Linked DNA regions of Homo sapiens: region 2 is linked to region 1. Evidence: chromatin loops called from intact Hi-C (ENCODE). Cell type or tissue: CD4-positive, alpha-beta T cell. All regions are shown on one strand. Links, peaks and the distances in the headings refer to the core of each region. The heading gives the core; the rest is flanking DNA. Region 1 has its middle 130 kb from the start of FAM9B. Region 2 has its middle 46 kb from the start of FAM9B.

Region 1 (16,932 bases), core at 4,394-9,393:
CGTTTCTTTTGCTGTGTAGAAGCTCTTTAGTTTAATTAGGTCCCATTTGTTAATTTTTGTTTTTGTCACAATTGCTTTAGCCAAAGCCCTTTTCATAGCAGCATTAATCCACTCATGAGGATGGAGCCCCCAAGACCTAAACACCTCCCAAAAGTTCCCCCCCCCCCGCCCCCGACACTGTTGCATTGGGGATTAAGTTTCCAGCCTATGAATTTTGGGGGATACATTCAGACATAGCAGCAGGACTCAGCTGACAAGAAATGCTCAGAGTTCAAAACCAGTAAGATAGCAAGGTAAGTTGGTTAGTGACAAAAAGTATGAGTGGTTCTGAACAAAATGAGTATCAAGACAATTCTTTGATGACATCAGATTGCAGGAATTCAAGGAGAAAGTGGATGGACAGTTCAGAGAATTGACAGTAAAAGAAGAATACTGTTTTCTTGACACTCATACAACTTCTGATACCAATGTGTGGGTTTTTTCCCCGCACCAACCAATTCTCCAATTCTTGGTGGACACCAATGGGTGTTCTATTACTTACTCTATTATGACACTAACTTCCCATAGTTGGCACAGACCCCACAGGTTAAGGGTTGAATTCCACAAGACTTTCCCCGACATCAGATGACAATTACAAGCTCCAGGTTGTCACCTGTGCTTCTGACCCACTGGCTATAAATTAGAGGTTCCTCCAATCACCTCCTCATGTTTGATAATTTGGTATAATGGCTCACAACACTCAGGGAAACATTTACTTATGTTTACTGGTTTATAATAAAGGTTATTAACAAGGGATACAGATAAAAAGTCAGATGGAAGAGACGCGCAGGGCGAGGTGTTGGGGAGGGGTGTGGAGCTTCATGCTCTCTCCAGGAGTGCCGCTCTCCCAGCTCTTCCATGACTTCACTAGCCTGGAAGCTCTCCCAACCCTTTAGTTTAGGGATTTGTAGGGAGGCTTCGTCATGTAACCATGATTGATTATTAACTCACTCTCCAGCCCTCTCCTCTCTCAGGGTCAACTGCATATCTATACGTTAACCACACAAGGCAGTTTCTATTTTGTCCCATTTAACAGATGGAGAAACTGAGTCTTAGAATATAAGTAGCTTGCATCTGAAGTCACAGTGAGCAGAGATAGGATTCGACTCAACCCCACTTCTCAGTATTGAACTCTAGGTTGTAAGACTCAACTGTCGACTGCTGCTTTGCTAATTTGACAATGAATGTTTTAAAAGAAATTATTAGAGGGCATTTTGTGCACAATAAGCACTTCATTGGAGCCTGAGATAACACAGCATGAATCGTGGTCAGGAGAAAGATTACCTGATCATTTTTTTTCTCCCTCTGAAGGTTTTCATTTCGTTGAATCATCAAGCTGAAAGAATCATATTGCCTTCCCAAAATCAATTCACATAATTACTTGGAAAATAGCTTTTACAAATGCTGCTGGTCATAAAATACATGATTTCCTTCTTTTGAAAACTCCCCTTTGGTCTTGCTCTTTGCACTGTGCGTCAGGCGATGCTTGGCATTGCTGGAGTAAGATGCACTCAGGGCCAAGGGCTCCATGCACATTCTGAGGATGCTGTGGCTTAGTCACGCCTGTTTAATCAGGCAATCATTTTCCTGATGAGCTGTGAGAATTGCTAAGAGCAGAGCTATGTGATGGATTGGAGAGAGTTGCATTGTTCTTCAAACAAATGGCAAACATATATTTTTACAACTGGGAAATAAAAATGGTAATAATCAGACAGAAAAGAGGAATATAGCCTATTCAGGCAAAATCATTTTTAAAAGCTTACAATAATATAAATAAAAGCTTTTCTATTTTTCCCATAGCATTTTTTTACCCCAGCAATGAGAAGGTTTACCTTCTCTCTGGGAGTAGTGAGGACAGTGTAATGACATGAAAATTATCCCTTACAAATAAATGTACAATGGGCCGAGGCTTCCCAAGCTCTCTGAGTGAAGAGAGGAGACGCCTAATGGTCAGGGGAGCTGAAGGCTGCTCTCAGTTACGTCCACCCACCCCATGGCTGAAGCCTTAGCTTCTTGTGAACTTGCCTTCCTTAGTTATAAAACATCCTGAGTAGTGTTTGCTCCTGCCTCTGTGATTGGGAGGGTCAAATGGGAGTGCTTTCTAAGCAGTGAAGGGCATTGATGATGATGATGATAATGATGATAGCAATAATATCATCACTAGAATTTTGCCATGTTACTTTCACAATGGTGTATGGCGGAGTTCAGCAAACTACAGTCAGTGGAGCTGTCACCTGTTTCTGTAAATAAAACTTTATTGGGACATAGTCATGCTAGTTGTTTTGTACTGTCCATGTCTGCTTTCACATGATCACAGCAGAGTTGAGTGGTTGTGACAGAGACCCTGGGGCTCCCAAAGCCCAGTGTGTTTACCAAATTACTCTTTACGAAGAAAGTTTGTTTCTACAGGAGGCCAGGTAGATGTTTGGATTTCCCAGATAAGTTCAGAGAAGTTTACTCACTTCTTCAGGGTCTGGCAAGTGAGAAGTATTGATATCTAATTTCAAATTTAGCTACCTAGTGATTCTTAGTTGTGTGTGAGTGTATGCACGCATGTTTTACTATGGTCTACTTTGACAGAAAAAAAAAAGACTGTATTCATTCTCTCATCTCTACTACCAACCTTTACTTTCCAGTAGTGAGCAAACAAACCAGCAACCCCACCCCTTCCCCCTAAAAACCAAACACTGGGTGCCAATAGTGAGAATATGAGAATATTTTGGGAGATTGTGTGCATGTGTACTATAGCCATCAGAATTTGAATGATTCCCATTGGAACCATGTTATACATATACAACTTAAAACCAAATCGTTGGAAAATTATAGGCCAAAATATGATTGATACTATTGTTGTCCTCAGGTCCATTGAATGACTCTCAGTAAACAAAATTGATAATGATGAAACCAATTATAAAATATAAATCATCAAAGTTAAGAGTAACAACAATCAAAACCATCCCTCAGTCAAGACAATGCTGATGATGCTGTGATAACAAGCATCCTTCCTCCAGTCTAGAAGATGCCAAGTATCTGTAGGCATGAGATGCAAGTATCTTGTGATATTGCCATGGGTTGTTTGGCAGCAGAGTCTGAGTAGAAAACTAATTAGAGTCATGGATAAAATCAAGTAATGTGCTAATTTTAGTTTGGTAACTCTTAATAACTCAGTCAATTACCAGTTGTAGCCCATAGTCATACATTAGAAAATGAAAGTCTATGGAATTGCACATAATTTGCTTTGATAACATTGCATTTCTGGATCTCCCAACAGGAGGCACTTCAGTTGACTTCAGTGGATTGCAGATGACACTTTGACGATACTCTATAGAATCCAAATTTCTAAGGAGGCTGACTTAGAAGCCTTGGAAAATGGCATGAGTCAATTTTTCTTTCACCCTCTAGGTGATACTTATTGAGGCCTTCCAGTGACAAGGCATGATTAAATCCTAGTAGCACTTTTTTTTAAGAGTCAGGGTCTTTCTCTATCACCCAGGCTAGAGTGTAGGGGTGTGCTCATGGCCAAATGCAGTCTCAAACTCCTGGGCTCAAGCTATCCTCCTGCCTCAGCCTCCCAAGTAGCTGGGACTACAGGCATGTGCCACCACAGCCAGCTAATTTTTAAAAATGTTTTTGTAGACATGGGGTCTGGCTATGTTGCCCAGGCTGATCTGAAACTCTTGGTCTCAGGGATCCTCCCACCTCAGCCTCCCAAAGTGCTGGGATTACAGGTGTGAGCCACTACGTCTAGCCCCTAGCAGTACTATTATTTGCACTTTGTGGATGAGCAAACAAAGGCAGAGAAAGGAAAAATACATGCCCAACGTCATACAGCCGTTAAATAGCAGTGCAAGGGTTTGAACCAAGGGTTTCCCTCAGGAGCTTGTGCTCTATATACCTGGAATCCTGAAATCCACAGGACTCAGAAAGCCCTTGAACCTCTGACATTGTCACCAGAATTGCGTATGTGGGGGTATTGCTATGGTTTGAATAAAGGTGTCTCCTTTAAAATTTAAGTTGAAACTTAATCCCCAATGCAAAGGTATTAAGAGGTGTGGCTTTTGGGAAGCAAGTCACAAGGGCTTCACCCTCATGGACGGGATTAGCACCCTTTTAAAGGGCTCAAGGTTGAAGAAGCACTCTCTTACTCTTACATCCTTTCTGACATGTAAGGACACAGTGAACCTCCCCTCCAAAGGGTACAGCAACAAGGCCCCATCTTGCAAGCAGAGAGCAGTCCTCACCAGATGCTGAACCTATTGGTGCCTTGATCTTGGACTTCTCAGCCTCCAGAACCATAAGAAATAAACTTGTATTATTTATAAATTACCTAGCCTCGGGTATGCTGTTACAGAAGCACAGATGGACTAAGACAGTATTTATGGTCTTGTTTTTGTTTAAACCTTTTCAAATAGAGTTATAGCTTACATCGTATTCTCAAAGGAGTACATCACCCTAAAAAGGTAAAAAACACTATATGAGAGATATTTTACTGGAAGTTTTTGGAACAAAAGAGATTGTAACTAAACAAGGAATTATTTGAAGGATCATGTCTTTCTAGACAGTCCAGATGTCACAAGAACAAGCTTTGAGGGAGAGAAAAGGATACGTAAGAGATGGTGTTTATCAATGATTTCACCTTTAAATAAAAAGGAAGTTTAAAATATGATCAGCAAAACTTAAACAGTGAGATATAGAAATACGGAAAAATAGACTGGTCTATTTTTCTATTAACTTTGCACTTCCAAATGAGAGAAAAATTAGAATGCCTGAAAGCTAGCTGAATTGTCAAGGAGATGAAATTCCAAGACATTATTTTTACACTCTTTTCAGGGTTTTCTGTCTCTCCACATTGTCTTTGTGTTATGAATTTCATAGTTATTCAGGTTTATCTTTCCTAAAGAAAAATTATAAGATTTTTTGTGCCACATGTAATACAAACCTATTCTAGTCCTTGGGAATTAATTACTATTTGTTTTTTAAAAAGTGAAAGAATCTTTTTTTTTTTTTTTTGAGACGGAGTTTTGCTCTTGTTGCCCAGGCTGGAGTGCAATGGCCTGATCTCGGCTCACCACAACCTCCACTTCCCAGGTTCAAGCAATTCTCCTGCCTCAGCCTTCCAAGTAGCTGGGATTACAGGCATGCGCCACTATGCCCGGCTAATTTTTTTTGTATTTTTAGTAGAGACAGGGTTTCTTCATGTTGGTCAGGCTGGTCTCTAACTCCCGACCTCAGGTGATCCACCCACCTCAGCCTCCAAAAGTGCTGGGATTACAGGCGTGAGCCACTGTGCCCGGCCACAAAAAGTGAAAGAATCTTTATGTTTCTAAAACTGGAAAGGATCACAGAGATCTTTGATTGATGACTTCACTCTTCAAAGTGATGGATATGTTAATTAGCTTTATGGTAGCAAATGTTTCACAATGTATATCAAAACATCACGTTGTACACCTTAAATATATACACTTTTTATTTGTCAATTATACCTCAAGAAGGCTGGAAAAAAATTATTTTTAAATTTGCATATTGTAAAGTATGCGTTTGGTGGTATACAATTCTGTGGGTTTTAAAAATGCATAGATTTGTGTATCCAACACTACAATGATGACACAGAGCAGTTCCAATATCTTCTAAAATTTCCTCATGCTCCTGCTTTTTAGTCAACCTCTCTCCCTGCCCCAGTCCTTAGCAACCTCTGATCTGTTTTCCATTCCTTCAATTCTGCCTTTTCCCAGAACGTCATATACATGGAATCATGCACTGTGGAGGTTTTTGAGGTTGGTTGCTTTCACTCAGCATTGTGCCTTTGAGATCCACTCAATTTGATGCATGTATCAATCGTTTGTTCCTTTTTTATGGCTGCATAATATTCCATTGTATGGATGCATAATAGTCTCTTGCATGGATGTACTATAGTTGATGAACATTTGGGTTGCTTCTAGCTTTTGAAGACTAAAAATAAAACTGCTGTAAACACTTATGTACAGGTTTTTTTGTAAACGTAAGTTTACAGGGTTTTCTGTCTCTCCACATTGTCATTGTGTTATGAATTTCATAGTTATTCAGGTTTATCTTTCCTAAAGAAAAATTATAAGATTTTTTGTGCCACATGTAATACAAACCTGTTCTAGTCCTTGGGAATTAATTACTATTTGTTTTTTAAAAAGTGAAAGAATCTTTTTTTTTTTTTTTGAGACGGAGTTTTGCTCTTATTGCCCAGGCTGGAGTGCCTGGCACTCTTGGATAAGTACCTAGGAGTGGTATTGCTGGGTTATGTGGTATTGGTTAAGTGTATGTTTAACTTTATGAGAAACTGCCAAACTGTTTTCTAAAGTGGTTGTACCATTTTGCATTTTGTATAACAGCAATGCGTGAGAGTTCTAGTTGCTCCATATCCTTTCCAATCTGGTATTGTCAGGTTTTTTAAATTAAAGTTTTAGCCATTTTAAAAAATGCACAGTGGTATCTCACTGTGGTTTTTAGGAATCTGAATATCCCTGATGGCTAATGATCTTAAGCATCTTTATTTTTGTTCCTATTGTTGAGTTTTGAGAGTTAAAAACATATATTCTGGATATAAGTCCTTTGTCAGTTATGTGATTTGCAAATATTTTCTCCCCATCTCTGCAGCTTGCCTTTTCTTAATGGCAGTACTCCCATCTTATCTAAGAAGAAACTGACACATCTACAGCTTTTGTTGGCTCTGCAGTAAACTGACTGCATGTGACATTGGCTAAGTCACTTAATTTATTCTGTGCTTCTGTTTCCTATTCCATAAAACAAGTGTGGAATGAGAATATTTCTGAGATTCTTTGCAGCCAGAATAGTCAATGATTCCAAGAGACTGGCCCAAGTTCACCCAGTTAATTAGTAGCAGAGTTGGGCTGGAGCTTGGGCTGCCTCCCACGCTGCTGCCTTTGTTTGCAATATAATTATTCTCACTTTCTTAAATCTAATTTTTAAAATTAGGTATTCCATTTACATGGTTCAAAATTTAAAAAGTATAAAAGGATAAGCTGTTAAAAAACATCCCTGTCACCCTGAATAAGCAATGCACGTTCTGGAGCTTTTAAAAATATCTATGAGCACATTTTTATGTGTTGTAATGTGTATGTGTGTGTGTGTGTGTGTGTGTGTGTGTGTGTGTGTGTTTCTCTCCTTTTTAAAGTGAATTATACACTGCGGCTTTTTTTTAACTTCTAATAGAAATGCAAGTTAAAACTACATGGCAATCCATTTTTTCCATTATTATGTTTGTAGTTGAGGATAATTGTATGGGACTAAAAACCATTTGTCTTCTGTTGAATTATTTGTTCGTATTGTTTTCCATCTTTTTCTTTCATTGTAGCCATAAGCTACTTGTTTATTAGAGAAATTAACTTTATGAGATCTCACAATCTTCCCCCAGTTTGCCACCTGTCTTTTGAGTTTGCTTATTGTGGTTTTGCTTGAAGAGTTCTGACGTTTTTGTGGTTGAATTACTCAGTCTGTTATCATGTCTGGCATTTGGGTCATAGTTGAAAGGATTTTTCCCCCTTAGTATTAACAGAAGAATTATCCCATGGTTTCTTTCATTTATCACTGAATTCTACATATTTATATATATTTAAATATTTGATCATTTGGGAAGTTATCCTGGCATAAGGTGTGAGGCATAGAACCAAATATATTCTTCCAGAAGGCAGCTCATTTCTCTCAAAACTATTAAATAATCCATTTCTTCTCTTCTGACCTGAGTTGCCACTTATAACATATACTAACTTTCCATATGGGGGGTTCTGTTTCTGAATTTTCTACTATGTTCCATTGATCTTTCTGTCTACTTAAGTTAAATATTAAGGTTTTATTTATGTTTCAGCATGCTATATACAGGGCTAATCTTCCTTCATTACTGTTTTAGTTTCTTCGGACTTTTTCCAACATTTTATTATACAGATTTTTAAGCATATGGAAATGTTGAAAGAATTTTACAGTGAACACCCATTACACACCACCTAGATTCTACCATTAACATTTTACTAACCTTCCTTTAACATGTATCTATCCATCTATTTGGCCCTCTATACACTAATCCATCTTAGTTTCTGACGCGTTTCAAAGTAAACTGGAGATACCAGTGTACATCCCATTAAATACTTCAGCATGCACATCATGAACTAGAGTTTAGTATTTGTAGTATTTTTTATTTCCAGCTGAAGTTTACATGCAGTGAAATGCACAAATCTTAAGTGCACATTCACTGGGTTTGGACAAAAGCATACGCTTGTGTAATGCTTATCAAAATACAGCTCATTATCATCACCCTAGAAGGTTTCCTCATGCCTCTTGCCAGTTAATCCCTATGCCCACTCCCTCAGAGCCTACCACTGCTCTGACCTTTTACCACCATACATGAGTTATTTGTTCTAGAATTTTGTGTAGTATGCACTCTTTTTGTGGACGCCTTCTTTCATTCACTAAGCATAATGTTTTTGAGACTTCTTGTTGTTGCTTTTCACTGGCAAGTGCTGTTCCATTACATGACTATCCTATGTTTGGTTTCTCTGTGTTCCTATTAAGCAACACCTGGGTTGTTTGCAGGTTTTGTTGCTTATGAATAAAGCTGTTATGAACATTCTTGCACAGCTCTTTTTCGTGGTCCCGTACATTTTGTTTTCCCTTTCCTTGGCACGGGATGGGGCAAATACCTATGAGTAGAACTGCTGGGTGATACAGTTTAGATATGTGTCCCCGCCCAGATCTCATATTGATTTGTAATCCTTGATGCTGGAGGTGGGGCCTGGTGGGAGGTGTTCGGATCATGGGGGCGGATCCTCCATATCTTGGTGCTGTCTTCATGATAGTGAATTATCGCTGGATCTGATTGGTTGTAAGTGTGTGGCACCTGCTCCGCCCCCACTCCCCTTGCCCCTGCTCTGGTCATGTGTTGTGTATCCTCCTGCTTTACCTTCTACCGTGAGTCAAAGCCCCCTGAGGCTTCCCCAGAAGCAGATGCTGGAGCTATGTTTCCTGTACAGCCTGCAGAACTGTGAGCCAGCTGAACCTCTTTTCTTATAAATTACCAGTTGCAGGTGTTTTTTCGTAACAATGCAAGAACACTCTAATACAATGGGTCATGGGGTAGGTTTTTAGCTTTTGAAGAAACTCGGACTTTTTTCCAAACTGATTGTACCATTTTACACTCCTACCAACATGCATGCCTGAGATTCGAGTTGCCCCAATTCCTCAACGTCATTTGGTATTGTCGGTCTTCAATTTTTGTCATCTGGTGGGTGTATGGTGGTATCACATTGTGGTTATATTTTGCATTTTCCTGATGACTAATGAGGCTGAACAATTTTCTTGTGCTTACTGGTCCTTGGAATATCTTTTTTTTTTTTTTTTTTTTTTTTTGAAATGGAGTCTTGCTCTGTTGCCCAGGCTGGAGTGCAATGGCGCAATCTAGACTTACTGCACCCTCCATCTCCCGGGTTCAAGCGATTCTCCTGCCTTGCCTTCCTGCGTAGCTGGGACTACAGGCACCTGCAACCATGCCCAGCTGATTTTTGTATTTTTAGTAGAGACAGGGTTTCCTATGTTGGCCAGGTTGGTCTCGAACTCCCGACCTCAGGTGATCTGCCAGTCTTGGCCTCCCAAAGTGCTGGGATTACAGGCGTGAGCCACTGTTCCCAGCCATGTATAAGTTTCTTTAGCTTTTGTTTCTCAGCCAACAAAGGCTAGTTTTTCAAATTTCTTTGCTAACAACTTAAATTTCTCCTTTTCTTGATGCCATAAAGACAGAATAATGCCTGCAAATATAATTCATTTAATTCACTTTTTCTGCTTCTGGAACCTAATTGGGTGCAGGAGGCTTCCGCTGCAGCTGGTTCACCGTGACTTCTATTCTTGCAAACACATGATTAAAGTTGTGTGCCTCTGGCTGTGCCCCTTCTATTTGGGAAGCGTGCTTCTGCTGCTCTTTGGCAAATCTCCAGCTGCTGTTGGATCCCCGTGATGTTTGTTTACCTCTGTCTCCTCTGCAACACACCCTGATCAATCTCCACTGACATTTGTAGTCATTTTGACACTGAGGTCTGGGGTTTTAACTCCTTGTTTTACTAAAAATGAATTTAAGAAAAACTTTTTTCTTCTTCTCCTTTATTGCTTCTGTATTTCCATGAAGAAAATGGTAGAAATGCTGAGTTTACATTTCCTGTGAAAACTTGAATCCTACTCGGAAATGTTGGATTGTCAGGAAGTGACTAACAACACTTAGAAGCCAAGTTATTTTGTCTGATTATCTGAGATTTTAATCAGTCTTTTTTTCTTTTTCCAAGAATGATATACTTCCTACTACACTCAATATAACTAGATTGGCTGGTGAAATAAATGGGCTTTAAGTTTGTCCTCAATGTTTTTGAAAATTAGAGAATAGTTTTTTAACAAAATATTTAAACAACATTATCAGTTATCATTTTGGTACTTAATAACTCTTAGACATCAAGGTATTCTCATCGCCAGCACACTTAACTTTATTTTTCTTTTTTAAAAGTATATTTTATTGATACATAATAGTTGTACATATTTTCACACTTTAAAATGCTGACCATACATTTGCTTGGTGTTTTGTTGATGATGAATACTAGACTGATAATGCAGTCTCTTTCATATCTGCAGGCAGATGGAGTTATTGCCATGGTGTTAGGACAAGCTGATTGTGTTAAAGCATGTGACACACCTAATTTCAGAAACCAGAGGGGAAATCGCCGCTCATTAAAGTTCAAGGTAAGTGTGTGAAACTCATTGCCTGCTACTTATTTTCTATATCAAAGCATTTGCCATTGGAGTTAAGGGGAGGCTTACATATCACAGCAACAAAGTCAAAATTCCCTTAAAACTGAAGCTGGAATGAGTGTGGAAGAGCTTTGGTTTTCCGTACACCAAATTCACTGTGATAACTCCCTGTGAGCAGAGATGTTAGCCCCTCATTGATCATCTTTTGGCATACTTCTTTGATATTCATTTATCATCCTAGAGATGAGTTGGGGAAGATTCACAGCCCTGTATTTCGTATTTTCCTTCATGGAGGTGACATAGCACTTTGGTGAAAACATTTTTTTTTCCCTTTCAGGTGTAGATACTGGTTTCTAGTGATGACTAAATCACATTTGGAAGGCATTCCAAGGAAATAGGATTGGGAGTACAGGGAGGAGAAATCTACATCTTATCCCTGTAATAAGGCAGGTCCTATGTATATGTTGATTGCAGGATTTGAAGATTATCATGAAGAAATATTCCCCCAACTCCACCATCTGAATCACTGAATCATAGTTACTATTCTAGACTTTTGAAGGACTGTGTCTTCAAGAGGCCCTTGTTAAAATGCAAGTACCTCCAAAGTGGGTGGCCTTTTAAGTTTATATGGGTCATTACTCCTCAGTGGATATTATCATGACTTACCAAGGTTCTCAGGTAATAGAATTTGAGAATCTAGGGTATAGACAAGTGGACAATGAGGCTGAGAGGCAGGAAGGGTGCACAAACTAAGAACATCATGGATGGTTCTAACTGGACCCAGTGCATGGGATCTAGGTTAGAAAACAGGATTTTCTGTCAATTCAAGACTTGCCCAACTTAGTTGACTCTCTCTCTCTCTCTCTCTCTCAGAATTCCTATTTGTAGCTTTGACCACCCTCGCTGGGTGAGAATCTGCACAGTTTAGAGGGAAAAAGTGTGGCACATTGGGATGAAAGCAATCCTAGAAGATAGAACTCTGGGAGTTCTTGGTCCGGCTCCAACATGCAATGGCCAAGCAACCTTGACCTCTTGGTACCGTGGAGATGAATGTACCTCCCAACCTAGCCCACAGACTGTTGTTAATGTCCTATAAAATAATAGGCAACGTGGTATATCTATTAGTTTGACCTTTACATTTATAGCTCTATTCTTGGAACCCGAGTCCCAGCCTTGATAGCCAACAATCAATCATCCCAATGTCAATGCCCCCATGGCATTCATTGTTGTATCTATGTACCTTCCTCCCTAGTTACTCCAACTCAAAATTGGAGTCATCTTTATTTTCTGTTTCTGATGTTCACTTGGTGTCTTGTCTTTTAGCTACAGTACTACCACCCTGGTGGTTCATCATTATACATTTAAGCTAATTACATGTTGTTTGGCCATTTCTTCTCTTTCTGATCCACCTCATGTACATGTCTAAAATGTTCTCCTTATACTTCTCTCTCTTTCCATACCATTCTCTGTCTCCCTGTTGCCTATGGGATAAAGTTCTAAGTTCTCATTCTGGTTGTTAAGGCCCATCACAAAGAAGTTTGTCCAGTTGCTACACCCTCCTCAACATAAATGCAAAGCCTTGGCAAGTCAGCTCGTACGACTGTCTCAGTCACAAGCATCATACTTATTTCAGCTCTGAGAATTAGCTTACTCTGCTTCCCACTTCCGTCTTATGCATAACATGGTTTTTTATTGGTCTAAGTTCTACCTTTATTTCCATGCCCAAGTATGGCACCTCACTGATTCTGGTTTTGACTCTGAACTCTCATTTGGAATTTGGAATATCCCTGTTCATTCTCATGTTTCAATATGTAATGTTTTCAACTGTCTGTCCTGCCTTTTAAGGTGGATCTTTAAGAAAGGACCTGTGGCTTTTTCTCTACCATCCAGCCCTGCCCCTGTTGTGCTGTGTTTAGAAGGGTTGCTAGTCTGATGACTAATCATTTTAACAGATCTGCCTAATTTTTGTGCTCTTCTCAGGTTTATTCTTTTTAATGAGCAAGATACTGTGCTTGACTCTCCTTGGAAATATAATATTTGCTTGCTGTTGAAAGCCCTGTTTCTTTGCCTTCCAGCTTTTGAATTTGTCGACTTGGACAGTTTGCTAAGGGGTCAATTCCTTACCATTTGGGCATAAAGGAAAATGCATCTCCATGCTTCATTTGCTTCATCTCAGCTTGGTTTTATAATAAACAGAAATAGGGAAACTTTAATTTGTACTTCATGTATCTTTGATCTGATTAAATAACTTGGCACTTTTATTTACCCTATAAGAATATAGCTAATGGGTGCTTTTTGAATTTAAATTTACTTTGAGAGAACTGCTTATCGCAATGTGGGTTACATGGATAGAGACAGCACATCATCAAGGAAACAGAAGGAACCCCCCAGCCTAGTATTGTCCAGAGGGAAATGCAGGGCAGCCACATATGTATATTACATTTTGTAGTAGACATTAAAACAGTATAAAGGAAGAGATGAAATTAATTTTAATAATATAACCCTTCATCCAACCTATTATTTTAATATAAAATTTCATTATCAAATATTAAGGTATCCTACATTCTTTTTTCATACTAAGTCTGAAATCTGGCGTGTATTTTTTACTTAGAGTACATCTCAATGTGAACTGGCCACATTTTAAGGGCTTGATAGCCATATGTGGCTAGCGGCTGCCACATTGAATGGTACAGATCTAGAAATTACATCTGTTAACCTTCTATAAGGCAGGACTTCTCAACCACCAGCACTATTGAAATTTGGGCCAGGTAATTTTTTGTGGTGGCAAGGGGCTGTCTTGTGCATTGTAGAATGTTTAGCGGCGTCTCTGGCATCTACCCACTAGATGCCAATAGCACTGCTCTTCCGGGATACAGCAACCAAAGATGTCTCCAGACATTCCCAAATGAGAGGTGCTGCTGCAAGGAATAGTCACAGACATCATGATAAACTATCTTCTGTTGTGCTTGTTAAAAGTCATTGATAGCCTGAGTGTGGTGGCTCAAGCCTGTAATCTTAGCACTTTGGGAGGCCAAGGTGGGAGGATTGCTCAAGCCCAAGAGTTCAAGACTAGCCTGGGCAACATAGCGAGACCCCATCTCTACAAATAATTAAAAAATTAACCAAGTGTGGTGGCATGCGCCTGTAGTCCCAGCTACTCAGGAGGCTGAGGTGGGAGGATGGCTTGAGCTTGAGAGGTCAAGGCTGCAGTGAGCCATGGTCACACCACTGCATTCCAGCCTGGGCAGCAGAGCTGGTTCTGTCCTCTGAAGAAGCCAGTTGGTAGTGATGAATTAGTTATTGATCGGAAGGCACAGTGGATTGTTGCAGTCCTCTTGCCAGCTCCTTTCAAAGTGTGTTGGATTATCATATTGAAAGTCCCAGTAAATACTTTAAAGAATAGAGCTGCCAAATGCTCTTTCTGAGAATCTCTGTCATCGTGAGTTTAATATTCATTGAACTTATTGTAATGCATTGGGAAAATGGATATATTCTTTTGGAGAAAAGCAGGATCATTGGTTTAGTTTTGATTAATGGATTTATGATTAAATGCTTATTTTCAGCAATGGCACTATATAAACAAGTCCCTCAAACATAGTCTAGCTGCCTGTAATTTTACACAATGAACGGTGAAAGACAAATGTACAGTGTATTTGTATTATTAGGCAGCCATGGGTTTGCTACAAGCAATTAACTTACGAATGAGCATTCAGTCACCCTGTAACATTTTATTCTGGAGCTTTGTTAGGGGTGAGCCTGAGAAGGAAAGTTACCAGCTTGAATAAAACTGAGAGTTTCAATTTGGAGTAGTCAGTCTCCCATGGGGTGACAATGTTCCTTAAATGTTAAAAAATATATCCTGACCCACAAAATGCGCCAGCTACAATTTCTAGTTTATTTCTGGTCCGTATAATGCATTTTTTGCACTACAAAAATCCCAGAGAAAATCAGATGATCTCCAGATGAATGGGCAGATGGTGAAGATTGAGTCAGAGCTCACGTGTTTGATTTGAACTTGTAACTCTCCATGAGCAGAGCGTACACTAAGTTATATTTTTTAAACAGAGAAAAAGTGGGGAAAGAGAAAATGCCTACATAGTATGGTCAGTATCAATGTGTCACGAAGGATGGGCTACGACGTCTAAATCATTCATCCAGCAGACATTTACTGAGTTTTTGCTGTATACACCCGTCTAGGGATTAGGGGTGCAAAGGTGAGTAAGAAGAACAGGGTCTGTGCTGTCAGAGATTATCATGTGAGAAGAAAGACCAAAGACAGTTTCCCAGTGTTTAACAGGTGCTATGCTGGGAGAATTCAGGGGCATGGAGACCTAAGGGAACACCTGGCATTCTGGGTTACGGAGACACTTCTAGGATACAGCAGTTTGGAAGAATGAGCAGGAGTTAGCCCGGCACCTGATAGAGGTGGGTTTATGGCATAAGGGATGAGAAAAGTGTGGGAGGTTACTGTTGGCAGAAAGACGACATGCTTCGGCGTTCAGCAACCCCGGAAGCTTGTTTTGGTGCCTACTGCTGAGCATTGGCTTTAGCCATTCTTGGAGGTCAGCAAAACATTCGCCTTTCAGGCTTTCTGGCATTAAGAATAACAAGAAAGATTTTATGTATTCCTACGAAAGGATGGGCCCATTCAAGGAGGTATTCCTACTCCTTTACAATTTATTTGCCACGTATGTGTTTTCCTTCCAAATATGATCAGTTTAAATGTTTTAAAGAATGAGAACCAAAAAATTATTTATTGATGTATTTCAAAGACCTTAAAGTTCCCTTTCTCCTGTAAAGATATATTTGATTTTTTAAAATTTTTTTCTAAAAATGCCCCCAGTCATGACTTAATGTACAGAAAATTCAGTTTTTTTTTTTAAACTAACTTGGAAAATACTGATTTGGCTAATAGTTGATAAATTTAATCAAGCAACTTTATTTAAAAAATGCAGCCATTTTGACAAAAAAAGAGCTAATCTTGTAGCAGCCAAGTCAAGTGTAGACAAGAAGTTGGGGCCATGCATTAAGATTTTCTGCTACATTAGAAATTCCAGCTGCTGGAGAACGGTGTGAACCCAGGAGGCGGAGCCTGGGCGACAGAGCGAGACTCCGTCTCAAAAAAAAAAAGCAAAAAAAAAGAAATTCCAGCTGCCTAGGGGTCAGACCACCCCCCACTAATCTTATTCTTTTTGGTTGAATATGGCAATTGATTTTTTAAAAATAACACTAGTTATTTCAATTGTATTCTTTCAAATTTACAATCAGTATTGTCATTCTGTAAATCCTAACAAATTGTGGATTCCACTGAGCAACTAGCTAAGGTTAAGCAGCTATTTCTTAGGTCAGGAAATTTCCTGTTTTGAATGCCATTTTTACCACAAATTCATGCTAACAGAGTTAAAGTTCAATCTGATTACGTATCAGATGGTGGAGTAAAGGATTTCTTAGTAATTTATGCTACCACAGCCTTTAAACATTAAGAAATTTTGCTGAAGAATTCTTAACTTTTTATTCGGAAAGACTAAAACTTATAAAGGAATCACAAAAGGCCTAGAATGTATTCGCAGGAACCCTCAGCAAATTCGCCAAATGATAACATTTTGCCCCATTTGCTTGTTATCTGTGCATTTTCTGAACCATCCCACCATCCTTTTGAAAGTGAATTTTTGACATTATACCTGTACCCCTGAATATTTTAGAGCATATTTCCAAAGCCCACCATGATTATCAAATGAAAGAAATTTAATATTGATACATTACTCTTTTTATCACAGCATCGTATAGTACTGTCTAATCTTTTTAAAATTTTTAATATTTGTGGGTACATAGTAGGTGTATATATTTATGGAATACATGAAATGTTTTGATACAGGTGTGCAATGTGAAATAATGACATCATGGAAAACTGGGTATCCATCCCCTCAAGCATTTATTGTTTGAGTTAAAATCAATCAATCCAATTTCACTCTTTCTGTTATTTTAAAATGTACAGTTATTATTGACTATAGTCACCTGTTGTGCCATTCAATAGTATGTCTTATTCTTTCTAACTATGTTTTTTTGTACCCATTAACCTTCCCCACCTTCCCTGATACATTACTATTGTCAGATATACAGTTG
Region 2 (16,932 bases), core at 5,281-10,280, 180 kb after region 1:
GTTTGCAGTGTTACAGATAGCTTAAATTATGCAAAAGGAAAGTATCACCATAGGCAGCTGTCTCTTTTAGCAAAAGTATATCTTATTAGAAAATATATACTATAAAGTACAACTTCAACTCTCATTGGGCTCTCAATAAATGTTTCTAGAGTAAATATTCATCCAATTTTTTAAAAAGGAAAGAATTGTTAAAAGCCACATTGATATGGGTTATTAGAATGTCCATATACACAAGAACACATGTCTAATACATATGTGACCTAGATTCCTGATTTATCACTTGAAACTGTTTATTCAGGACAAAATTTCTGACTGCCATTTGAGGCTCAGTGCTTCTATTGGGAATAGGCCTGAGTTGAGTTGGGAGAGTATAAAATTAAAAAGTTGTTTTAGGTCTTCCTAAAAAACACCTTTCCTTTTGCATAATTTCAGCACTTGTAGACTGACTTAACAAGTGCTGGACCTCAAACTGTTCATTCCTATTATACTGAATTACTCTGTTGCCTTTTACATTTGCATTTGTAACATTCTTTTGTGTATTTGTTTATTTATATTCTACCTTCTGCTGAGAATGCATCCAAACATCTTGTAAAGGCACATATAATATAGCTGTGCTTCTGTGGAGGCTTGGTTCCAAGAATAGGTGTTCCAAAAGACAAATAGTGGAAGCTTCCCATCTCTTAAGGTCTGGGTCCAGAAACTGACGCAGCAGCATCCCATCGAATTCTATTGTTTGGGCCATCTTCATTTGCCACACTAAACTTTTAAGTAGAAGGGAAGACTGACCTGGATTGATATACCCTCACTCTCCTCCTCCATCATCTCAGCAAAACAGAGGGGCTACAGTTGGCTGCTTTACAATGATGGGCCCTTCCTCCAGCCTTGGACCACAGAAACCCTTTGGACTTTATGTTGTCACATTTTAAAATTCCTTCCCTTTGAGTTCCTTGTATTTCTTTACAAAATCCATCTCCTGCTCACCTAAAATTGACGGTCTCAGTCTCAATAAGATTAAATTGTAAAATTAAGATGTTATAGCTGTAGGGAGAGAGGGTGGTATGAAATGCAATACGCCGTGTTTCTCCTAGGGAGTTGCTGGGCCTTATCAGCCACAAGCTGATTATGAATTTTAAATAGGCTTCTAAATGAGGACATTCCCCATTACACATTTACAGGTACATGTTCTTTTATGTTTTTTTTTCCAGTTTTATTGAGGTATAAATCACAGATTGCATATTTTGTCTATCCAAGATGTAGAGCATAATTATTTGATTCACACATATATTATACACTGATTACCATAATTAATTTAATTAACATTTTCATTGCTACACATAATTACTATAGTGTATGGGAGGGTGGTTAAGGAATACTTAAGGACTACTCTTAGTATTACTAACTGTAGTTGCCATTGTGCATATTAGATCCCTACACTTACTCTCTTAAAACTAAAAGTTTGAACCCTTTCACTAACATCTTCCCATTTCCTCTAATCCCCACCTCCGGGCAACCACTATTTTGCATTCTGCTTCTGTGAGCTCATCTGTTAAAGATTCTACATATGATTAATATCATAGACTAGTTGTCTTTCTGTGTCTTATTTGTCTTACTTAACATAATTTTTTTTCAGGATTATCTACATTATTACAAATGGCAGGATTTTATTTTTAATGGTTAAATAATATTTGTGTGTGTGTGTGTGTGTGTGTATTCTTTATTCATTTGTGGACATTTCATTTATTTCCATATCTTAGTTATTATGAATAATAATGCTTCAATAAACATGGCAGTGAAGATTCTCTTGGGAATACTGATTTTAGTTTTTTTGAATATATACCCAGAAGAGGCATTACTGGATTAAATGGTGATTCTATTTTTAATTTTTCGAGGAACCTTCTTAGAGTTTTCCACTAATGTACTTTCCTAGTATACAGAGTTTCATTTCCCTCACATCCTTGCCAACATTTATCTTTTGTCTTACTGATAGTAGCCGTTCTAACTGGAGTTAGGTGATATCTCACTGGGGTTTTGATTTGCATTTTCTGATGATTAATAAGGTTTAGCAATTTTTCACATACATGTATGTCTTCTATGCAAAAATGGTTATTCAGATCCTTGGCCCATTTTAAAAAATTGGGTTATTTGTTTTCTTGCTATTGAGTCGCATGTGTTCTTTACGTATTTTGGATATTAACTAATTATCAGATATATGATTTGCAAATATTTTCTACCATGGCATAGATTGTCTCTTCACTCTATTAATTCTTTTACGCTGTTTAGAAGCTTTTTAGCTTGTTGTAATCCCATTTATGTATTTTTTGCTTTTGCTGCCTGTGCTTTTGAGGTTATATCCAAAAATCATTGCCCAGAAAAATGTCATGGAACTTTTTCCCTGTGTTTTCTTCTAGGAATTTTATGACTTCAGGTTTTACATTTAAGTCTTTAATCCATTTCAAGTAAATGTTCGTATATGGTGTAACATATGTCCAATTTTATCATTCTGTATGTGGTTATCAAGTTTTCCCAACACAATTTGTTAAGGGGACTGTCCTTTTTCCATCGTATATTTATCAATACACTTATATGTGTGGCTTATGTCTGGCCCTCTACTCTCTTCCATTGGTCTATGTATCTGTTTTTATCATTGGAGAATACTGTTTTTATTAGTATTGCTTTGCAGTATAATTTAAAATTCAAGCAGTATGATGCCTCCAGCTTTTTTTTTTTGTCCAAGAATAAATGGGCTATTGGGATCTTTTGTGGTTCTTTATGAATTTTAAGATTTTTTCCCTATTTCTATGAAAAATGCCATTGCAACTTTGAAAGAAATTGCATTGAATTTGTAGATTGCTTTGAGCATTATGAACATTTTAACAATATTTTCTAATTAATCACCATTCAATTTACAAATACAATTTAATCAAAAGCAAAAATGGACAATTTTAGTGCATTTTCAAGTATAAAAACTATTAAAATCTCATCTATTGACTGGAGGCAAAGAAAGCATGTTAAAATTCTTGTATTATAACCATGAATTTCAGGAGATTAGAAAAATGTTCAGTAGTTTCTGCTTTAATATAGAGAATGTCTATTAACATTTTTTGTTCTTAAGAAAAAAATTTTACATATGTAAGACAGAGGTTTATTTACTAAAAGTCCATTATGAGATATTACAATAAGCTTAAAAAGCAATTGTTCAATGTACAATAAAGTTGATTTTTGAAATCCTAGGTTTACAAGACCCAGAAAATCAAAAGAGGCAGGAGCTTCTGTAATAAGATGTGAAAGATCAAGTTGATTTGGATATTGGATGTAGGGCCCAGGAGCTTCAGGCAGTGACTGCTGTGGGAAGTCTGCCTTTGTCTAGAAGGGAGGCAAATGGGTTCATTGTACCAAGGCTATAATCATTACCATTTTTTTCTAAAATCCTGAAAATTTTCTTATAAAAACCAGGTTCTTAAAATTTACTTAATGGGGAAAAAAAGAATCTTGGGAGGGACTAAGAACTAATGATTTCGTCTCTAAAAATATATCCCACTTTTGAATGTGGCAGCCTGGGAGGAGACAGATCTGCTCACACATGCATGGAGTTGGGTGGTTTGAGAAACAGAATCACAAGCCCACCCCTTCCCCACTTGGCACCAGCCAAAGGGTTTTCTGTCACAATTCTGGGAACCCTCCCAAGTCAGAGTCGCAGCATGGTGGGCACACTGAAGCCATCATTTCACATCAGACCAAAGGCATATCAGTTCTCTCTGTGGCGCTCAGAAAGATGACATAATGCATTTGCTGAGGGCTCACATGTCTGTCGAAAGATGATTCATCGGGGTAAAAACTAGGACAATAAAATTCTACAGAATGGTTCTGCATCTCCAGGTACTTAGGGATTAAAGGAAACATTGGAAATAAAATGGAGTCAGTCTAGGCTGGAAAAAAATAATAGTCAAAGAGAAGCAGTAAATGATTATCTTTTTCTGTCATAGGTCCTTCATGCTGGGAATTCTCAATAATGCTCAAGCTGAATTTCAGATATAAACTGTGAAGCCAACATCGGGTGTCTGTGATTTAGGCCAGGGCTATATTCAAAGCATGGCCTGTAGACCAGCATCATCATCATCATGTGGAAGCATATTAGAGATCCAGATTCTTGGGTCCCATCCCAGACCTACTGAATCGGAACCTGTGGGAGTGGGGTCCAGCAGTCTGTGTTTTACCAGCTCTCCAGATGATTCTCAAGCACTCCATACTTTGAGAAGCCCCACTTCAGACTGTGGATAAAAGAAAAATAATAACATAGAAAGACATTTGGTTTACTAAAGCTTAACTCTAAAAACTACATACTAAAATGAAGCATATTTCATGTGTCATTTAGGTGTTTAGATAATAGCCCAGAGTTTGATAGGAGTTGAATAAACGGTAATCAATGAAACTTGACAGATTAACAGATCAGTTACTAAAATATTTGTCCCCGAGTTACTGATAGCATAGTCTAGGTTTTAGAAAATGCTGCTGAACAAGTGAATCAGTTTATATTTTTAGGTTCTAGTTTCTGAAATGGATAGGGGTTCATTAAGAGCTGCTAAATGCCAGCGTGTCCACCCAATCGTATGCTAGGAGAATATACCATTCCTATTTTGAAATGTAGGTTTTATTATTCAGGTTTGGTGTGGTCAATAGATTAGGAGACAGTTGCCATTCGGAGGATAGGTACTCACAATTGCCAACAGGAGGGACATGCAACTTCATGTAGGGCCACATGAAGGAAACACCAGAGTAAGTCAGGGTATGGAGAAAAGAGAGAGAAAGCACGGATTTATAGTCTTTATTGTTGTTTCTGTGGCAAAGAGCAGGAGAGGCAGTATAAGAAAGCTAAGCAGGCTTAGAATCGGATAGTTTGAATAATTTTGGCAAAGTCTGGGCTACAGCGTTGATCCCTAGTTGTCCAGAACCTAGACCTGGGCAGGGGAATAGTGTCACAGACTGCAGGAAACTGATAAAAAGAGGTGGATAGGATATGGTCTTGTGACTGATTAGTTTACTTATAAAAAAATTCTTGCAAGCAAATTGTTTGCTGTCTTTGGGAATTAGGTAACTCTTGAGGAGGCATTTCTTTCCCTAGTCCAAAAAGGCCCCAAGATGTCAAAGCATCATAAAATACAGAAAAAAAATTAAAACATGATTAATACAATCCCCTACTCTGTGGAACAACTATAATGTATTTCTACTGTGGAAAGTTAATAAATATATTAACAACTCCACATGTTCCAAACTCTATCTCTCTAGTTTTGAAAAACGTGAGCATGCAAGATTCAGCCTTGCATCCCCAAGGCCTCATACCTGAGATACAGAGTAACTGCTTGATAGTTGTCTGATGAAATTTCTGAGGAAATTCCTTCTTCAGTTTCCAATTTTTAAAATTTTGTTTAACAATTACTTATTGAGCACCTAATATATACCATATTAACTGAGCATTTCATGGCCCCTTAAGTATGGCCATATATTATGTCAACTTCCCAGACATAATATACAAGGAAAACACAAGCAGCAAATCTAAATTATCAAATATTGTTGCACTCACATTGCTGATTTAAAAATTGAGATTTAGGGCTGGGCATGGTGGCTCACACCTGTAATCCCAGCACTTCAGGAGGCCGAGGCGAGTGGATCACATGGTCAGGAGATCGAGACCATCCTGGCTAACACGGTGAAACCCTGTCTGTACTAAAAATACAAAAAATTAGCCAGGCGTGGTAGCACACGCCTGTAGTCCCAGCTATTCGGGAGGCTGAGGCAGGAGAATCGCTTGAACCCAGGAGGTGGAGGTTGCAGTGAGCCGAGATCGCACCACTGTACTCCAGCCCGGGTGACAGAGTGAGATTCTGCCTCCAACAAAACAAAAAAACAAACAAAAAAATTTGAGGTTTAGATAGGGAAAAATTAATAATTATGTTTGGCTACTTTTTTGGAAGGGAATGGGGGTCTCATTTTATTGCCGAGGCTGACTTTGAACTCCTGTGGTCAAATGATCCTCCTATCTCAGCTTCCAAAGTAGCTGGGACTACAGGTGTACACCATCACACCCGGCTACTTTTAACTTCTAACCTAACTTAATTTTTCCTGGCTTTTCTGCTACATGTTTATTTTACATAAGTTGGTGTCTAATTAGAAATTTATTGTCCTGTGATTAGAAATACAATTCTGGGAGTAATGGTGCTGACTGTCTTGGAATTGCTGTCCGGACACAAAATCAAATCTGCCTGCCTAAGAACAGACCTAGGAAAAGAACTGATTCCCATATTCCACACCTATAGCAGCAGACAGGTGATCACTCCCATATGTCATTCAAGCAATGGAAAACGTGGTGAGGAGTCCAATAATTCAATGGGGAGATAGAGAATTAATTAAAAAACATCCTTTATCGTTCAGAATTTGGGTAATAATGGGCCAATGCACTGTGATCAATGCTCTTCCGTAATATTTTGCACCTTCCTTTCTAGCGGAGCCATCTAATTAGAGAAGCCATTTAATTCTGTGTTTCACCTGAAGCTTTGGGTGTCAATAAATGCTTTGCTATCCCATGTAATAATAAGTGCCATAATTATTATTATTTACTTCCTAGATGCCGGGTATACACAGACCAGTACATTTACGGCCTACTCCAGATAGTGTCTTTGTATTAGTTTTACATTTGTTACTGATGGCAAGTCAATCTTTATTTAAAACAAAAAATATGAACAAAGACGTACGAGGAGTATCTTTAATGACCATTTTGAAGAATTCATTTACAGAGAAGAAGTTCAAAAGTCTCGTTTAATTACAAAGATCAAAGTAGGTCAATTTTGCAGGCCAAGTCATGCCAGCAAGCCTCCTGCTCAGACGAAACATAATTTCAAAATTCAAAATTTGTATTTCAAGTGTACCAGATAAGATGGCTTTTTATTCTTTTTAAAAGCTTGATATTTGGAGGTTGGTCCAAAATGGCTTACTAGAAGCAGCTAGTGTGTAGCGATCTCATGAAGAGGAAACATAATGGTGAGTAAATACTAGCTCTTCAAGGGAATCATCTGAGACCGTGTCAGGATTTACCAAGGAAGCAAGGCACCCACAGAGAACAGAAAGGACTGAAGCTGGGCAGCCACCCGCCCAGGACTAGTGCGCACCAGTGAGAAACTCCCTACCATGGGGAAAAGGTGAGTGAGGGAGAGTGCCCGGGAGATTCACACTTCCAACAGGGACCTTTGCAACCCTGGGCATGGCAGAATCCCCCTAACTCCAGCCCCGGGCCTCTAGACCGACACAGAGAGCTGCTGGGAGTCTTTGCAGAGGTGCTGCTCAAGCCCACATGGAGCCCCACAGGTCCTGGATCCCTGAGCAGCCCAGTTCAGTGCAATAATCCTGCTAGAGGCTGCAGCCACAGTGTCGTCAGAAGGCTGTGCTCCTCCTCCACAGGCAAAGTTCCCATCAGGGCTTCCAGCACAGCAACTCCGCCCCAGCCTGAACTCTTCAGACAGGCACAGCTCTGCCCTTCTCTTGGAACTACTCAGTTTGTAAACCATGTGACTCACCCCACCCACCCTCACTGCTCTAAGCCAGGCAAGCCTCAGCTTGGGCTTCCAGTGCAGGGACCTTGTCCCCACCTGAACACCGTGGTGGATCGTGGCTCTGCTTTCATCAGGGGAAAACTCCTAGTGGTAACAGAATATGCTTGGCATCTTTGCATGCCTGCAGCTGTGAAGTTCAGCATTATTTGGGTGGGAGGGAAGTGCAAGTGTGCCGTGTGCCCAACAGCTGCCAGTCTCCGTTGCCCCAGCTGAGGGGTCCTGCCCTCTCCAGTGAAAGGCTCACAGCACAGCTCTCTTGTCCCCATTGAACAGTTCACCTATGGCCCAGAGCCCTTATGAAAACCCAACTCTGACACGCCTGTAATGTTCCCTCAGGCTCTCGCCACTGAAGCATTCTACCTACCCTGCCTAAGAGTTTGCCTGGTGACCTAGGGACCAGCCCACTCCATCACAGCCAGCACCTGAATTCTGGGCTACCCTGACTCCGGTCCTGCCCCTTAGGAGTCACACATGCTGTCCAGTAGGCCATCTAGGGGCTTGGGAGCTGGGGAACTACCTACCCTGTTCCAACTTTTCCGGCACCTGACCACTTCCCCCAGGGCCTAAGCTCAGGCCGATCCAACCAGCTGACAACACCATGACCAACACCCACTGACATGGGCCCCAAAGTGGCACCACCACAACAAATACGTACATGCACAAGCCCACAGGTGGTGTCTCCTGTTTACAGGAAGCAGCAGTACTGCCACATCAGAGAACAGGTGAGCCTTAAAGCTGTCTGTATCAGGTTGAGTGACAAGGTTATGACCTGAAACTGCTCCCATGGAGAGTTGCAAAACAAGTGTTCCCCCGTGGCTGTCAACCACATTGCAGTCTGGAGATAGACTAGAGTGTGCATCTGAACTAGGAGTCATGAGCCCTGAAACAGGGGTGTGATAAGGAAACAAATCACATTTCTGCTTATTTAGGAGAAAGAGCCAGTACAGCCCCCTCACCTCCCTGCAGAGACCTCAACACACTTCACCAGGGGCTCCTCCCAGCCACCCCTATTACTACTGGTGCCTGCACTCATCATTGGGATATTCGTGGGCAAGCCAGGGCCCCCAGATCTGCTCAGTGGTGTCCCACCAACCCTGCAGAAGAGGACCGGACAGCCCACTGTAGAGACCTTGCATGATTTCTGAAAATTATGTATGAAATTATTATTTTTGCTCCTTTAATAATAAGTTGTTTTCCGCCTGTAGCTTTTTTGAAATTTTCTGTTTATATGATTTAATTTGAACATAATACAGGTAGGCTTAAATGTTTTGGTCTTTAATTTGATTGGTGTTTTCTGAGCTTACTTGATCTGTTTGTTATTTAGATTTGATATACTTGTTATTAATTTTGGGAAAGTCATTCTGGCTTCAAATATATATATTTTTCCATTTCTTCATCTCTTTCTTCTCTCTCAATCTTTCCACTCTTCATATGTTACAATTTTTTAATTTTCCTACAGTTTTTAGATACTCCATTCTATTTTTTTCTTATTTTTTTCTCTTCGTTGTTTAGTGTGAGAAATTTCTATTGGGTTCTTCAAGCTTAGTAATTCTTTTTGTTGTTGTTGTCTCCAGTCTGTTGCTGAGTCTATCAAATGCATTTTTATTTCTGTTATTTACTTTTTAAAAATTTCTATTTTCTTTTCAATTATAGAGGTTTCACTTTTCTGCTAAGTTACAATTTGTTTCTGCACATTTTCAAACATTTTTCATTACAGCCTTTATTGTATTAATTATAGTCATTTAAAACTTTTAGTATACTAATTCCAACATTGCTATCATTATATGAGTCTAGTTCTGAGGCCTGTCTTTCAAGCTGCGTTTTTTTTCTCCCTTAGTGTGCCTCGTAACTTTGTGTTGCAAACCAGATGTGGTGTACTGTGTAAAGGGAGCTGAAGTAAATAGACCTTAAAAGTGAAGCCTTATGTTATATCTGACTAGAGGTTAAGCTGTATTTAGTGTTTCCTATTGTCAGAGGTGTGAATAAAAAGTGACCGAGGCGGGTCTCAATCAATAGGGGTTTATTTAACCAAGATTGAGAGCGCGCATGGGAAATAATTCAAGTCGCAGGAGCGTTTTTGACCCATACTTTTGCTAAAAGGGATATTGGCCACTTCTGTTTTTAAAGAGGAAAAGGCATGCAGGAGCAGAAAAAAGGAGATGAAGGGTGGGCAGGGAGACAGATAGTTGCATTCTTATGAGACTCTGGTTAGCCTCAGTAAGTCTACACTTTGTATGTAAAAAGGGGAGTAGAGGAAAAGGTCAATTATGCATTATCTCTTGCTCAGTAAATCTGCATTTTACATAAGATAAAGTAAACAAGTGAAAAGAGGAAATAGAGAAAATGAGATTATGATACAGGGTTGTAAAATTGCAGATATCTGTTTGGGAACAAAAGGAAATCACCATAGGTGACTCAGTTTCTAAGCTTTTAACTTTCCCTTTGGCTAAGTGAGTTTGGGGTCCTGAGATTCTATTATCTTTCATATTTCCCCCTATGCTTCAAAATCCTTGGAAGAAAACATCACTTAAAAAGTGAGTCTCTGGTTATTTTTCATTAATTCCCTTGTTGTTGATGATTTATTACTTGAAAGTTAGTTCCCACATATTTAGGAAGGCTCATTACCAAGAAGTTGTAAAGTCTTGCGTCCAGTAGAGAAAAATGGTGACAAAAAAAGAAAGAAAAAGAAGGGAAAAAACAAGGCCAAATTATATTATAGCAACAAACAGAAAGTAATCCTGGAAACTGATTCTATACCACCACCTTCTCAATCCAAGCAGTTATTTAGGCAATCATTATTTTAACTCTTTTAGTTGCACATTGACTCTGTTGTATGTCTGGAGCAGTCTATATATTAGTTTCTTTTAGTCTTAGAAGCATTTTCTAATTTCAGCAGCAACCTTATAGATTTTTGTGGACTGTAGTTTTAATCAGGTGTTTAAAAGAATTTTTTGAGGAATCCATGCATCAGTAGGCAGGCACACAAGTGTTGGATATCTCTGTCTGTCTATCTATCTATCTATCTATCATCTATCTATCTATCTATCTATCTATATCTATGTAGCCAGCGGGGTAGCTAGCTATAATTTTACAATATTTTTTTCTCTCTAGGTCCCCGATTTCTACAAAAGACAAATCATAGTGGGACAAATTTATTTGCAAAACAAGTTTAAGAAGATTTATACTTGACCAATGATTTGCATAAAGTGCTACAGGAATAATTATTGGCTATATAGGCTCTTTTAACTTGGCTTTGCTGGAAATTTCTTAAATAATGAATTTCAGTTTAGACTTGTTAAATGCCTCTTCAGCTTAGCCAAGCCAGTGATTTTTCTGTACCTGCAGATGTCCACGAACTGGGGACATTTCTCCCATCTCAAGTTACCAAAATTACCTGGGTTTCTTGACTCTGTCAAAAAGTGACATTTTTACTTATAACAGGTCAGAAACTTGTAAAGGAATCACATAGAAAAAGATACCAGGCCAGTCTTTCTAAGGGTATTTTACTGTCTCTCTCTAAAGTCAACCTCCACCCCTCAAAGCAGTCTGGTCATATCTGAAAACATGCCATTCCAGACAAAACCTTGGTAAAGTAACCAGTGTCTCCAACTGTGTCTGTTAACAAAAGAAAACAGATTTTTTTTTTTTTTTGAGACAGAGTCTCACTCTGTTGCCCAGGCTGGAGTGCAGTGGCATGATCTTGGCTCACTGCAACCTCTGCCTCTCAGGTTCAAGCAATTCTCCTGCCTCAGTCTCCTGAGTAGCTGGGATTACAGGTGCATGCCACCACACCTGGCTAATTTTTGTACTTTTAGTAGAGATAGGGTTTCACCATGTTGGTCAGGCTGGTCTCGAACTCCTGACCTCATGATCCGCCCGCCTCGGCCTCCCAAAGTGCTGGGATTTCCAGGCGTGAGTCACCGCGCCCAGCCAGGAAAACAAATTCTTATTGAACATATGCAAATAACTATATTGTTGTAAAATAAGAAAACTTGCAAATAGTTTCCCAATTCTGGAGAAATCAGGTACAAAGAAATATGCTTTAACTTTTGCTCACAAGAATATATATACTTTTTCAATTTGTGGTCAGCTATAAATAGCTTAACAGGAAAAGTTTTCTTAACTCTGGAAAGAAACACAAAAAGAATCGGCAATGTTTCAAACCAAAAAGTTATTTAAAAACTTTCTGGTATTTACTAGTTTAGTCCCATGCAATTAACTCCTATATTACATGATATTGGGCCAGCAGGCCTCATGAACACATCAGCTCTCCATTGAGAGTCCTGGAAGTTTTCTCTCTAGTCGAGACACACAAACCCTTTAACATTATCAGAAACCTGCATTGAAGAGCATCACAGTGCTTTTCATGAACTTTCCTAAAGAAGCTTTTGGACTGTAGCAGACCACAAACTGATTTTTTTTAGAAAAATCAAAGTAAAACAACAATTGTGTGTGCATGACAAAAATATTAGAACAGCTGTTGTTGAAGACACAATTAACAAGGAAATTTGGTTATTGCTCTGGAATACAGCAATTACAATAATAGTCATAATTATTACTGATAACATTAAGACATCAGAATTATAGAAATCTCATACAATTTGGAACACATTAATAGCACATTTATATAAACTATAACTCAAAGAAAGTTAAACATCATTTCATATTTGATAAAGCGTCCTGTATAATTTTAATACACCACATAAGCCAAATATGTCTCTCTTGAATGTTAGGGATCCTAACATCCAAAGCTGAAGGCTGAATTTAGAATATGATTTTGCAAAGTTTGTCAAATATCAAAGATTTAAAACATCTGATGTCACAAAATAGGATCATAGGTCACTGTAAAGTAACTCATTTAGCCATTTAGCCATTTAGCCAAAGTGATAATTAAAGATTTTCAAAAGCAAAATCCTTTACTCTTTAATAGAGAGGAGACTCCAATTTCCAAACGATAAGACATAATAAAAACAGCTTGATGCCAGTTTAATCTGTCTCTCTCTCTCCCCTCTTTCTCTGCCATTTACTCAAAAGGTAAAAAGAAATATTTCACTGTCTTTTAATACTACATGAAAATCTTTTTCAAAAGAGAAAACTAAATTTTACCTTTGCATTAGTGTATTATTAACACTGAAGTTAATTTTAATAAAATTTTATAAACAAATATATCTAATCTCAATCAGTGTGATCATAAGGTAAGATTTCCATAAGACTTTTATAAATTTTTATTTTTTTTTATTGAAGAACAGATCAATTTTACAGGAAAACCTTGTTATTCTGACACAGGGGCACACAGACTCTGGCGCTGTGTAAGTGTGATTTTGACATTAATGTTCAGTTTATAGGAAAACTAAATAATCCCCTTTAAATTGTAGCCAACTTGATGACACACAGAACTCCTGTCACAAGATCAATTTTTCATAAACCTTCTACAAATTGCTTAAACCTTCAGTTTTGTTCTATCACTTTAGGACAAAATTTACTTTCTTTTCCAACTTTCTGCATCTGTTTAATTTTAGCCATTATGTCTTATTAGTTTAATTTACAATTCTTAAACTCTCTAAACTAGGCAAAATTGCTTTCTCTCTAAGAGAAACCACATTCGTATGCCTTTTTATAACACTTTTATAAAAATCCCAAAACACATTGTATGTTTTGTGTGTACAATGCATATAGAATTTTCCCTGTATCTAGTAGTTTTAATGACATGTATTAATGACAATGTTAACTCTTAGTGGCCTTTATTTTTAGTGAAAAACTTAAGAGGTAAACAATTTTAGTTATGTATTAGATGCGGAGACCAAGGCAAACAATACTTGAAGCTAAGTCTTGTCATGGCCCCCAAAGGCTGAAATCTAAGGACATAAGTTTATAGACAAGTTAAGCAAGTAGAAACATAGACAGAAGCATATCTTATAGATTGTAAGATTTTTATTTGCTAGTCTTCAAATAGTTTGTCTCCCACACTTTAGACTGTCAATCTTTTGATTACCCGCTGCGTTACCCTAAATAATTGTTAAGTAGGCAACTTAAAAATAGCACCAATAGACAATGGTAGTCACATGTATGTATTGCCCAGAGGATGGCAGACACTGGCCTGTGTGGTTCCCACAGACCTGTATCCCCTTGTGCTCGACTTCCTGTGTGATAGCCAATATATTCGCCAAACCCACAGGAGCTACACAGCAGGATGCCAATGCCTCTTCCCTCTTGGATGTCTATAGCTTCTGTCTCAAGTCTGCTAAGTCCCCAAAGCAAAAGTTCCAGGCAAATAAATGGATCAGTGACTATGAAAGCTAAGAAGAAGGCTTCATCCAGTGACAGTAGTGAGGACAGCAGCAAGGAGGAGGAAGAAGCTCAAGGGCCTCCAGGTAAGAAGGCTGTGAGCAAGTTTGTCTCAGCCTCCTGGAAAGGCTATCGCCAAAGCATCAGAGAGCAGCAGCAGTGAAGCATCCAGTGATGATGAGGAGGACGACAAAAAGAAAAAGTCTGTCCAGAAGGGAGTTAAGCCCCAAGCCAAGACAGCCAAAGCTCCTCTTAAGAAGGCTAAGAGCTCTGATTCTGATTCTGATTCTGACTCAAGCTCTGAGGATGAGGCACCAAAGAAACAGAAACCAAAGACATCTGTAGCAGCTAAAGCTCGGGCTAAAGTCCCAGCCACACCAGGTACTCCAGCTCAAGCAGCACCTAAAGTAGCCAATGGCAAAGCAGCTAGCTGCAACAGTAGCAGCAGCAGCAGCAGCAGCAGCAGTGCTGACTCAAAGGAAGAGATGGCAGCAGCCATCCCCAAGAAGACTGTATCTTAAAAGCAAGTTGTGGTCAAGGTCCCAGTGAAAGCAGCTGCCACCCCTACCCAAAAATTCCAGCAGTGAGACTCCTCCGGTGAGGAGGAAGAGTAGTAGGAAAAAAAAAAAAAGAAAAAAACCCCCAGATCCCTAAAGTTCAGTGCCCCCGTCCTGCTCCCCCATCAAAGAAGTCCTTGGGAACCCAGTCTCCCAAGAAAGCTGTGGAGAAGAAACAGCCTTCCGAAAGCAGTGAAGACAGCAGCGACGAGTCTGATTCAAGTTTGGTGGAAGAGGATGAACTCTTGCTAAGTCAGTCATCTCTAAAGCAAATACTAAACAACCTCCAGCAAAGAAAGCAGCAGAGAGCTCTTCAGACAGCTCATATTCCAACAGTTCTGAGGATGATGAAGCTCTTTCCAAGCTAGCCAGTACCAGCAAGAATTCCTCAGATAAGCCAGCTGCCACTACCAAGTCACCTGCAGCGGAGCCAGCTGCAACTCTCAAGCAACCTGCAAGCAGTGGCCAGGAGCCTCTAATGAGAAAGGCTGACAGCAACTCCAGTGAGAAAGAGAGCAGTTCCAGTGAGGAGGAGAAGACAAAGATGACTGTGGCCCCCCCTAAGCCCAAGGTAACTGACAAAGCAGCTCCATATCTGCCTGCCAAGCAGGCTCCTGAGAGGGGTAAGGACAGCAGCTCTCATTCAGACAGCTCCAACAGTGAGGAGGAGGAGGAGGAAGAGAAGACATCTAAATCCCTAGTTAAGAAGAAGTTGCAGAAGGCAGCAGGAGGGACAGCCCCTTCCAAGCCAGCCTCCACAAAGAAAGGAAAGGTCAAGAGCAGCAGCAATTCTTCCTCTGATGACTCCAGTGAGGAAGAGGAAGCGAAGCCCAAGGGCAAGGACTCTCCAAGACCACAAGTCCCCAAGGCCAGTGGCACCTCTGCACTGACTGCCCAGAATGGAAAAGCAGCTAAGAACAGCAAGGAGGAGGAAGAGGAGGAAGACAAAAAGAAAAAGGCAGCAGTGGTAGTTCCCAAGCTGGGTTCAGGAAAGAAGTGGAAGCAGCTGAGACTGCCAAAGAGGCAGAGACTCCTCCAGCCAAGAAAATAAAGCTTCAGACCCCTAACACATTTCCAAAAAGGAAGAAAGAAGAAAAAGGGCATGATCCACATTCTTAAGGGTCAGGGAGGAGGAAATTCAGGTCGCAGACAACTCCATTGATGCCAACTGAGGTGCAGCCGGAGACTGGGGGAACGAGCCAATGAGGTTTTGAGGTTCACCAAAGGCAAATCCTTCTGGTATGAGAAAACCAAGAAGCAGGGCATCTCCTGGGGAGGCTCAATCTCTGTCCAGGTCAATTCTATTAATTTTGACAGTGAGTGACTTGGGATATCTTTGCTGAAGCAGGGGTGAAGATCTGAGACCACTCACTTTCTCCAGTGGACCAGGGAGCCCTCATCTCTATAGGCAAGGGTCTTGATGAGGACAGAATTTGAGAGTAGGTCCTAAGACTTTGAAATGTAACGTCCTCTGTGGTCCTTTTCTGTATTCCTAGTTTTTTTTTTTTTTTTGCTTAGAAAAAACTTTTTTATATGTATGCTTTTCTTTTTTTTTTTTTTATTATACTTTAAGTTTTAGGGTACATGTGCACATTGTGCAGGTTAGTTACATATGTATACATGTGCCATGCTGGTGCGCTGCACCCACTAACTCGTCATCTAGCATTAGGTATATCTCCCAGTGCTATCCCTCCCCCCTCCCCCCTCCCCACCACAGTCCCCAGAGTGTGATATTCCCCTTCCTGTGTCCATGTGATCTCATTGTTCAATTCCCACCTATGAGTGAGAATATGCGGTGTTTGGTTTTTTGTTCTTGCGATAGTTCCTAGTTTTATATAGACTTGTTTTTGAGTGTTGAGTATCAGGGATAAAACGAGGGGAATGTTATTTTTAAAGAAAATTTATTTTCATTGTCTCCTTCCTGTTCTGTGGAAGTCTTCATACTGAGAAATTTGAATATTTTATATTAAATCATTTCCTTTTGATTTTTGTTGTGATTTTCAAAGGTGGATTCCCACAGATATAAAGGGTCACATGTATGACCTTTTATAATTGGAAGAAAGTTCTGCCTTTGTGAGTGCACAAGTCCACATTTCATCTCTCCTTCCCTCAAAACCCTAGTGGGGGGCATTAAAGAAGGTTAATGTATATGTAATGTATGTTATACATGCACTATGTATTTTATCCTCCTTCACTGGGTCTGAGACTGAAGTTTTTAGCGAGCTCGGACCTAACCTACTGTTTTGTTCCAGGCAAAATTCTGGTGTGGTGTGAATGCCATGGGTCAGTCTGAATATATTTTCTTCTGTAATTTTATCACTATTAAATAATGTTTGCAATACGTGCTTTGCTTTTTAATGTGAAAGCAAGCTTTTCTACTGTTGAAACACAGAGTTTGGTGACTTGACCCTTACTAGTACTGAATACTAAGTTGAGGACTGCATCTTCTTATTTTCACATTATACAGAGCAAAATAACACAAAAATCAA

Evidence for each region. Peaks named below come from ENCODE experiments on the same cell type or tissue, not always from the same donor. Only the 100,000 strongest peaks of a DNase experiment are listed, where the experiment ranks them.
Region 2: a loop joins it to region 1, with 3 times the contacts of the local background. A loop is called at or near these places in 6 of 110 quality-filtered maps.

The regions. Positions count from the first base shown.
Region 1 is chrX:9,156,665-9,173,596 of GRCh38, reverse strand. No RefSeq gene overlaps it. Among named protein-coding and RNA genes, the nearest start is that of FAM9B, 130 kb to the right of the region's middle. In CD4-positive, alpha-beta T cell, for the core only: no CTCF peak of the experiment used is centred there; a DNase peak (open chromatin) is centred at 7,476.
Region 2 is chrX:8,979,257-8,996,188 of GRCh38, reverse strand. It overlaps the pseudogene NOLC1P1. Among named protein-coding and RNA genes, the nearest start is that of FAM9B, 46 kb to the left of the region's middle. In CD4-positive, alpha-beta T cell, for the core only: no CTCF peak of the experiment used is centred there; a DNase peak (open chromatin) is centred at 8,318.